Linked DNA regions of Homo sapiens: region 1 is linked to region 2. A link is a contact called in ENCODE POLR2A ChIA-PET data. All regions are on one chromosome and are shown on one strand. Each heading gives the region's core, a stretch centred on a gene start or an enhancer-like site at or near the end of the contact. The rest is flanking DNA. Distances are from core to core; before and after follow the strand shown.

Region 1 (4,025 bases), core at 1,285-3,784, 390 kb before region 2:
GACTTCTTTACTGCAACCTGTTTTATCAACAAGGTCTTTATGACCCGTATCTCGTTCCGACCTCCTGTCTCATCCTGTGACTAAGAATGCCTTAACCTCCTGCGAATGCAGCCCAGTAAGTCTCAGCCTTATTTTACCAAGCCCCTACTCAAGATGGAGTTGCTCTGGTTCAAACACCTCTGACAATTGCAGTCTCAACCTTCTGGGTTCAAGGGATCCTCCTGCCTCAGCCTCCTGAGTAGCTGGGACAACAGGTGCGTGTCACCACACCCAGCTAATTAAAAAATTTTTTGTAGAGATGAGATCTCACTGTGTTACTCAGGCTGGTCTCAAACTCCTGGGCTCAAGCGATCCTCCTGCCTCAGCCTCCCAAAGTGCCTTGAAATTCTCAATAATTTTTGAACAGGGAGTCCAGCGTTTTCATTTGGCACGAGGCCCTGCAAATTATATACCTGGTCCTGCCTTTCTCCTTGAGCCATCTTGAGTCATTATTCCCAACCTGACAATATTAGTCTGCTGGGGCTGCCATAACAAAACAGCGTGGACTGGATGGCTTACACAGCAAAAATCTATTTTCTCACAGCTCTGGAGACTGGAAATCTAAGATCAAGATGCCATCAGGGTTGGTTTCTGCCCTCTTCCTAGCTTGTAGAGGGCTGCCCTCCCCTATGTCCTCACCTGGCCTTTTTCTCTTTGCCTCGTGGAGCCTCTTCCTTTTTTTTTTCTTTTCTTTTCTTTTCTTTCTTTCTTTTCTTTTTTTTTTTTTTTTGAGACAGAGTCTTGCTCTGTTGCCAGGCTGGAGTGCAGTGGTGCGATCTCGGCTCACTGCAACCTCCGCCTCCCTGGTTCAAGTGATTCTCCTGCCTCAGCTTCTCGAGTAGCTGGGATTACAGGCACGAGCCACCACGCCCAGCTAATTTTTGTATTTTTAGTAGAAACGGGGTTTCACCATGTTGGCCAGGATGATCTCGATCTCCTGACCTTGTGATCCACCCGCCTCGGCCTCCCATAGTGCTGGGATTACAGGCGTGAGCCACCGCGCCCGGCCGCCTCTTCCTCTTATAAGGACACCAGTCTTGTTGGATTAGAGCCCCACTCTTATGACCTTGTTTAACCTTAATTACCTCTGAAAAGCCTTATTTCCAAAAATAGTCACATTGGGGTAGAGCTTTAACGTGGATTTTGGGGGACACATGAAGTCCTAACACCGACCTTGCACCCTATGCCTCGCCCGGTGCCCATGCCTTGGATCTCCCTGGTGGCACTGCCCTTTGGGGTTGACCTCTGGTTACCTTGCTTTGGACACTTGCCTGCCCTACCCAGTCTATCATGGACCTTGTTTGACACAGCATTTTAGGGCCAGCCTGGAGGAGGATGGGGCTACACACTGTACTCCACTGGACAGGGAGATCTCATGCCCTCCAGAACTTTGTCATCTGCCTCGATAGTGCTTTCCCCATCTGCCTAACTCATACTCAACTCGGCTGAGACCCCTCTTCATCTCACATGCCATTTCTACCCACTGCCCGTTGCCCCCATGGCTGGGTTCAGAGTCCTTTATATATGCCTTTATCTTAACCAATTAGAGCTCCTACCATCCCCTATCACAATGGCCAACCTTGTGCCTGTTGGAACCACTAGTCCATTTTTGATGTCAGGGGCATTCAGTAACATTATTTATTTATTTATTCGTTTATTTATTTTGAGACAGTCTTGCTCTGTCATTCAGACTGGAGTGCAGTGGCGTGATCTCAGCTCACTGCAACCTCTGCCTCCCGAATTCAAGCAGTTCTGTGCCTTGGCTCCCGGAGTAGCTGGGATTACAGGCACCTGCCACCACTCCTGGCTAATTATTTTTGCATTTTTAGTAGACAGGGTTTCGCCATGTTGGTCAGGCTGGTCTCGAACTCCTGACTTCAGGTGATCTGTCCACTTTGGCCTCCCAAAGTGCTGGGATTACAGGTGTGAGCCACCGAACAAGGCCAGTAACATTTTTAAATTACAGAAGTAATACACTTATATCCTCACTGTGCCAAAAATCAAACAAATGGCTGTAGTTTAAGATCCTAAAGATAAGAATTGGTATGAAAAACGTAACCTTTTCTAACTCTCTAATAACCAAACTCATCTCACCAGCCTGACCTACACAGAGACTTTTTGTAGTCTTTGAGAAAATTTTTCCCATATTTTTGGCCTTGACTAACAGTGGGAAATCCAGTGCACTTTGAAACCAGCACAACATTTAATCAATAATCATGTAGCAAAAGTTTCATAAAGTAATACTCTGTTACTTGATTTGATTCTATTGTATTTTGTCAACCCACTGAATTTCATGAAACCAGTTTTTCTCCCTGCCCCTTATCCTCTTGTGCCAGGGCAGAGCCAAGCACCGCAGGTTTAAGTTGGTCCTAACATTAGGAAGGGGGCACCTAGTCCCCACACCTTTCTCTGTCCTTCCCCTGAGGGCCTCTTGCCTCTCAGCTCCTGGACATTGGCCTTTGTCCCTGCTGGCCAGGGTCTGACGAGACCTCTGTTAACAGGTAGGCAGGCCACATGAGGGCGGGCAGCGGCCTCCCTTCCTGGTGCCAGGTCCTCTAGTCCTGCAACCCTCTCCCATCCTTATGAGGCTCGAGAAACATTTAGAAGCCCTTCCGTCTCCATGGGATACAAGGGTGGTGGCAGGGGTCCCCCTGCAGTTTCCTGAGGCCTGAGGACCCAGACTCAGCCTCCTGACCTTTCTGGTTTTATTTTTTTATTTCTGGTTTTTCGGGCATGGCTAAGTTATTCTCCCAGGGGCTTGAAGGCACTCAGCACTCCCGGGGGCAGGGCCCGGGGAGGTGAGCATGGAGAGAATGTCGGGTTGGGGCAAGGCCTCAGGCTACCTCAGAAACAGGAAAATGTGCCTACCTGCCCCCAGCTTCTTCTATTCCTATGTGGCTGCTGTACACCTTTGGCTGTGAGCCTGTAGCTCTTTTCTCAACAAACCTCTTCTCCCTCAACAGCCCAGCCATGAAAGGCTCCTACATGGGAGGCTTGTTCTCAAGGCCATTGTTCCTGCTGTGGGCTTTGAAAAAGTCTAATTTGAAAAGCATAGCTTAGCAACGACTTCTTTGTTCCCCTGCATCCGCCCTCCCAGGAGGTAGTGCTGGGAGAGCTGGTCCAGTGGCCAGTGTCTCTGTGCTGCGGGTGGGGCAGCTGCAGGGAAGAGAGGAATGAAAGGAAAAACACAAAAAAACCCCACAGAATCAAAATAATACTCGTTCATGCAGATCCGTCAAAGTCTTATCCACTCCCCCATCCTCCCGCTTTGCCCTGGAAAGGTAAGATGCTTATCAGGTTGCTGGGCTGTGGAGACCTTTCAGGTGTTGTTTATGTATTTGCATATATGTAAGCATATGCACACGGATTTGTGTGGGTACGTGTGTGTGAGTACGTGTGTGTGTGTGTGTGTGTGTGTGTGTGTGTGTGTGAGAGTGTATATAGTTGGTGGTCGTGGTTTTTATTTTTATTTTTGTGAGACAGGGCCTCACTCCATCACCCTGGTTGGAGTGCAGTGGCGTGATGATAGCTCACTGTAGCCTCGAACTCCTGTGTTCAAAGGATCCTCCCTCCTTAGCCTCCCAAGTAGCTGGGACTACAGGCATGTGCCACCATGCTCGGCTAATTTTTTTTTCTTTTTTGTAGAGACAGTGTCTTGCTATGTTGCCCAGGCTGGTCTCAACCTTCCAGGCTCAAGAGATCCTTCTGCCTCGGGCTTCCAAGTAGCTGCGACTACAGGTGTGTACCACCATGTCCAGCTAATTAAAAAAAATTTTTTTTTTTGGTAGAGATGGGTGTCTCACCATATTGCCCAGGCTAGTTTTGAACTCCTGGACTCAAGGGGTCCTCCCACCTTGGCCTCCCAAAGTGTTGAGATTACAGGCCTCAGCCACTGCACCCAGCCTGTTGTTGTTTAAAGCAGCTTACTTGGGTTCAAATCCTCACTCTGCTATTTATTAAGTGTGCAATCTTGAAAAAGTTACTTA
Region 2 (4,552 bases), core at 639-3,138:
GATAGTCGTGGACTTGTATAACCTGAGTTGAGGAAAATAGAATGCAGTATTAATGCAGAACAAGGACTTGTTCCTAGTAGTGGACACTATGACCCTTTATATTTCCCCCACTTAAAGGACTAGGAATGGCCCCAAACATGTGCCTTTCCAGGACAGCAAATGAAATATCTTGGTGGGATAAATAAGCACTTGCACCCACATTTATTTCCTATCCCTGAAACTTCTCACACAGGGTATGAGCAGGTATGAACCCACCAGGAGTAGGGCATCAGATACTCCCAGGCTGCATCTTCCAAAATGACAGGGCAAAGTTAACTCTGATCTGTTCCCAAGTGGAGCAGAGACTGGCCACATACACAACGGCTGTCCCACCAAATCTTGCCAATGTAAAAGATAAAGAGCTTAAGGGATAAAAACTCAAGCTATGAAAAAGTCAACTGGGTCCCTAGTCAGGCTTAAATTATGGTGACACATTTTTCTCGAAGAAAAGGCACCGGGATCTGCCCTGAGAATCAGACTACTCAAGCAATGACTACTACTGATTCAGTAAACCGTGTTTAGCCACTGTTTAATGAAGAGCTCTCACAGACCCCTCCCCAGGACCCCCTCAGCCAGAGTATGCCCCCCTGCAAAGTCACCAAGCTTATAAAAGAATGACACTGCCCTAGGGCACTGGCTTGGCATGTAAAGACTACGCAGAAGGGGACTTCATAAAACAAGCTTTCTTGCACATGCAAAAGGCTGGGGTTTCCAGTTGACAGATGTAAAATCGAGCCCAAAGAAAAACCCCAAGTTTGAGGGAGGAGAAAAGCACAGAGCTGCCACGCCTAACCTACCTAATATTGAAAGGCCAAAGTGATTCGGAAGGGGCCCCTCTCGTACCCACGTGTAACTGTGCCCATGAGTAGACCCATGCCAGACAAGACTAAAAGACCCCAGCCCGAGAAACGTCCAAGGGCCCCGTTACCTTCCGCTTGAGCACATTCATCGGGAGGGAACAGGAGGGCGGCCTTGGGGCGTCAGCCCCCACCTTTTCCCTCTTCCCTTGCTCTGACCGACGTCTGGAGAGGAAGTGGGGAAGTGGAGAAATCTTCCCCGCTTCATGATCCGGCTTGTGCCCGTCACTTCCCAATTTCCGCTGGGTGCCAGGCCCAGGAGACCAGGAGAAGGCGCGCCCCCGGAACACTCGCAAGGCTCTCAGGCGCGTCCCCGGCCCCGTAGCTTGGCTCGCAGTGGCCGCCGCACCCACCCAGAGCCGCTTCCTCCTACTTGGTGGACGGTTCCTGGACCGCAGGGGAGGAGGGTGGCTCTACCCAACGCGCCCCCAACACCTCCGACCTGCTCCCGCGCACTTCCCCACCCCTCCCAACCGCGCAGTGACCGACCCCCGGGTAAGGGGCGTGGCTAACAGGCAGAGTGCCCCGAGCGCGCCCCCGCCCCCGAGCGCGCCTCCGCGTTACCTTTCACCACGTCACACTCGATGACGCGTCCGCGGCGCTCGAAGAGGCTGCGCAGTTCCTGGCTCGTGCATGCAGCCGACACATTGCCCACGAAAATCTTCCAAGTATTAAGAGGCCTTGGGCGCGACATCTCCACCACGAGCGCGCGCCCCGGCCGCAGCTCGTGGCCGTGCAGGGCTTCGATGGCGCGCAGCGCGCCCGCGTTCTCGCGCATGTGCACGAAGGCGAACTGTTTCATGACGGCGCAGCTCATGACCGTGCCGTAGGGCGCAAAGAGGGCTGCCAGCTCCTCCGGAGTCGTATCCGCCCCGTCGACGTTGCCCACGAATATCTTCATTTTGTCGCCGCAGCCACCTTCCTGGAGAGCCCGGACCTCTCCTCCAGCGACAGGCAAGACGTCCGAACGACCGGCAGTCCTCCTCAGGAATGGCTGGCGACCGAGAACCCCGCCGCGCAGGCGCCCTGGCCTAGCCAATGGGGACTCGCATCCCGCGCGTCCAGCGACCAATCAGAAACGCTGAGGGAAGATGTGCTCAGGCACAGCCAATCCCAGAGGGCCTAGAGCCCGCTCGTTAGCTGAGGGGGTGGGAAAGGGACGACCAACCGCCACAGCCCGTGGCGGGAGAGGGGGTTGGGAAGAAGAGGGAGGGCTGAAGAGAGGAGAACGCGCGCGAGCGGCGCCGGCGGCAGAGAGGCCTAGTCTGTAAGGCGGTCTCTGGCCCGGGTGGGGCTGGGACCGGCGGGCTCCCAGGAAAACTTTGTACAATTGGAAGTCAGGGCTCCTCCCATTCTGGAAGCCCTGTCCAAACCCGCGCCTGGGGGTTGCCGCGTGAGTGTACGGGGGAAGGCCGGGCCTGGCGGGAGAAACCAGGACAGGCGCCTTGAGTCGGCAAACGGCTCCCAGGACTGTGCTGAGCACCGCGAGGGGACCTGAGGCAGGCCCCGGAGAAGCCCTCGTGCCATTAATTGATTCTTTGGAAACATTCCCTGGGGTTGCTGAGGTCCTGGCAGCCGGTGAAAAATCAAAGGCCTCTGCCCTGATGGAATTCCCAGTCAAGAAATAATGGAATGACGTTATTGTATGTTGAAGGTTTTCATAATAAACAGTTTAATAAACGAGAAAATTAATTCTGCAGGAAGCAAAAGTTGAGCCTTAAAAAAAATTTTAGTCCGGGAGCGGTGGCTCACGCCTGTAATTCCAGCACTTTGGGAGACCAAGGCAAGCAGATCACCGGAGGTCAGGAGTTCAGGACCAGCCTGGCCAAAATGGTGAAACCCCGTCTCTACTAAAAATACAAAATTAGCCGGGTGTGGTGGTGCGCGCCTGTAATCCCAGCTACTTGGGAGGCTGAGGCAGGAGAATCACTTGAACCCGGAAGGCGGAGGTTGCAGTGAGCCAAGATCACGCCACTGCACTCCAGCATGGGCGACAGTGAGATTCCGTCTCAAAAATTTTTTTAAACAGATTTGAGTATGTAAATAAGATTGTTGCATGGCAGACAACATCAAAAACATAGACATGTGACAAACTCAGGGAAATATTTGCCTACGTGTTCAGTCAACAAATAGCACCTACCATGTGGACACCACCAAGAATATAGCAGTGAACAAAAAAAAATGACAGAAATCCCAACCTTCTTGGATCTTATGGTGGGGAGAAACAGGCAAGAAATAAGTAAAACATAAGCGTGTTAGATGGTGATGAGGACTTGGAGTAATCAAGGGAACTAAGCCATCCTCTGAGGGAAGATCATGCCGGCCAGAAAGTACAAGTCAAAGAGTGCTGGGGCAGAAGCAAATCTGGTTCAAGGAAGAGTCAAGAGCCAGTATGGGCCAGGCCCGGTGGCTCACGCCTGTAATCCCAGCACTTTGGGAGGCTGAGGCGGGCGGATCACCTGAGGTCAAGAGTTCGAGACCAGTCTGACCAACATGGTAAAACCCTGTCTCTACTAAAACTACAAAACATTAGCTTTGCGCAGTGGCAGTATCATAGCCAATGAGGTTTATCCGAGGCGCAATTATTGCTAATTGAAAACAAAACATTAGCCATGCATGATGACTGGCACCTGTAATCCCAGCTACTCAGGAGGCTGAGGCATTAAAATCACTTGAACCCAGGAGGTGGAGGTTGCAGTGGGCTGAGATCACGCCACCACACTCCATCCTGGCCAACAGAGCAGGACTCTGTCTCCAAAAAAAAAAAAAAAAAAGAGCCCAATATGGCCAGAACCTGGAACAGAGAGCAGAATAGGAGGGTGGGAGTTGTGTAGCACAAGGCCATTGAAATGGCATGTGCTTGGGCCAGGCGAGGTGGCTCACGCCTGTAATCCCAGCACTTTGGGAGGCTGAGGCGGGCGGATCATGAGGTCAGGAGATGGAGACCATCCTGGCTAACACGGTGAAACCCCGTCTCTACTAAAATACAAAAAATTAGCCGGGCATGGTGGCGGGGGCCTGTAGTCCCAGCTACTAGGGAGGCTGAGGCAGGAGAATGGCGTGAACCCGGGAGTTGGAGCTTGCAGTGAGCCGAGATCGCGCCACTGCACTCCAGGCTGGGCGACAGAGCGAGACTCCGTCTCAAAAAAAAAAAAAAAAAGAAAGAAAGAAAGAAAGAAAAGGGGCACTACTCTGGTATCTCCTGAAATCCAAACTGCTGGCAGTATTCCCAGAACAGGATATCAGCAAACCCCTAGCTACCCAGTAAGGATAGCCATTTTATTTATTTATTTATTGAGACAGAGTTTCACTCTTGTCACCCTGGCTGTAGTGCAGTGGTGCTATCTCGGCTCACTGCAGCCTCCGCCTCCTGGGTTCAAGCAGTTTTCCCTGCCTCAGCCTCCCGAGTAGCTGCGATTACAGGCACGCACGCCACCACGCCCGGCGTAATTTTTGCATTTTTAGTAGGGGTTTCAGCATGTTGGCCAGGCTGGTCCCGAACTCCCGACCTTGTGATTCGCCTGCCTCGGCCTCCCAAAGTGCTGGGATTACAGGTGTGAGTCACCCCACCCGGCAGGTGGGGTCTTACGTTAACACAGTGAGACCCATAGGTGCTTTTAATTTTTCTAGTAGCTGCATTTTAAAAGGTGAAAAGA

What was found. ChIA-PET counts read pairs that join two places held with the same protein, here RNA polymerase II (POLR2A).
Region 1: POLR2A ChIA-PET joins it to region 2 with 15 read pairs in PC-9. The contact joins the enhancer-like site here to the promoter of RBM14-RBM4 in region 2. POLR2A ChIA-PET finds 5 or more read pairs at or near these places in 2 of 52 experiments (H1 and PC-9).

Annotation. Positions count from the first base shown.
Region 1 is chr11:67,001,545-67,005,569 of GRCh38, reverse strand. No RefSeq gene overlaps it. Among named protein-coding and RNA genes, the nearest start is that of SYT12, 20 kb to the left of the region's middle. RefSeq lists an enhancer at 2,709-3,368. Within about 2 kb of position 2,534, at least 2 of the 41 ENCODE cell types and tissues checked have a DNase peak (open chromatin) inside an H3K27ac peak, as active enhancers do.
Region 2 is chr11:66,613,966-66,618,517 of GRCh38, reverse strand. It overlaps RBM14-RBM4 (RBM14-RBM4 readthrough), which reads right to left and starts at 1,888. Exons shown (of 2, transcript NM_001198846.2): 1 at 1,461-1,888. The coding sequence starts at 1,797. RBM14 (RNA binding motif protein 14) reads right to left here and starts at 1,888. Exons shown (of 3, transcript NM_006328.4): 1 at 1,461-1,888. The coding sequence starts at 1,797. It also overlaps the pseudogene RNU4-39P. RefSeq lists enhancers at 1,643-1,872, 1,005-1,938, 2,303-2,412.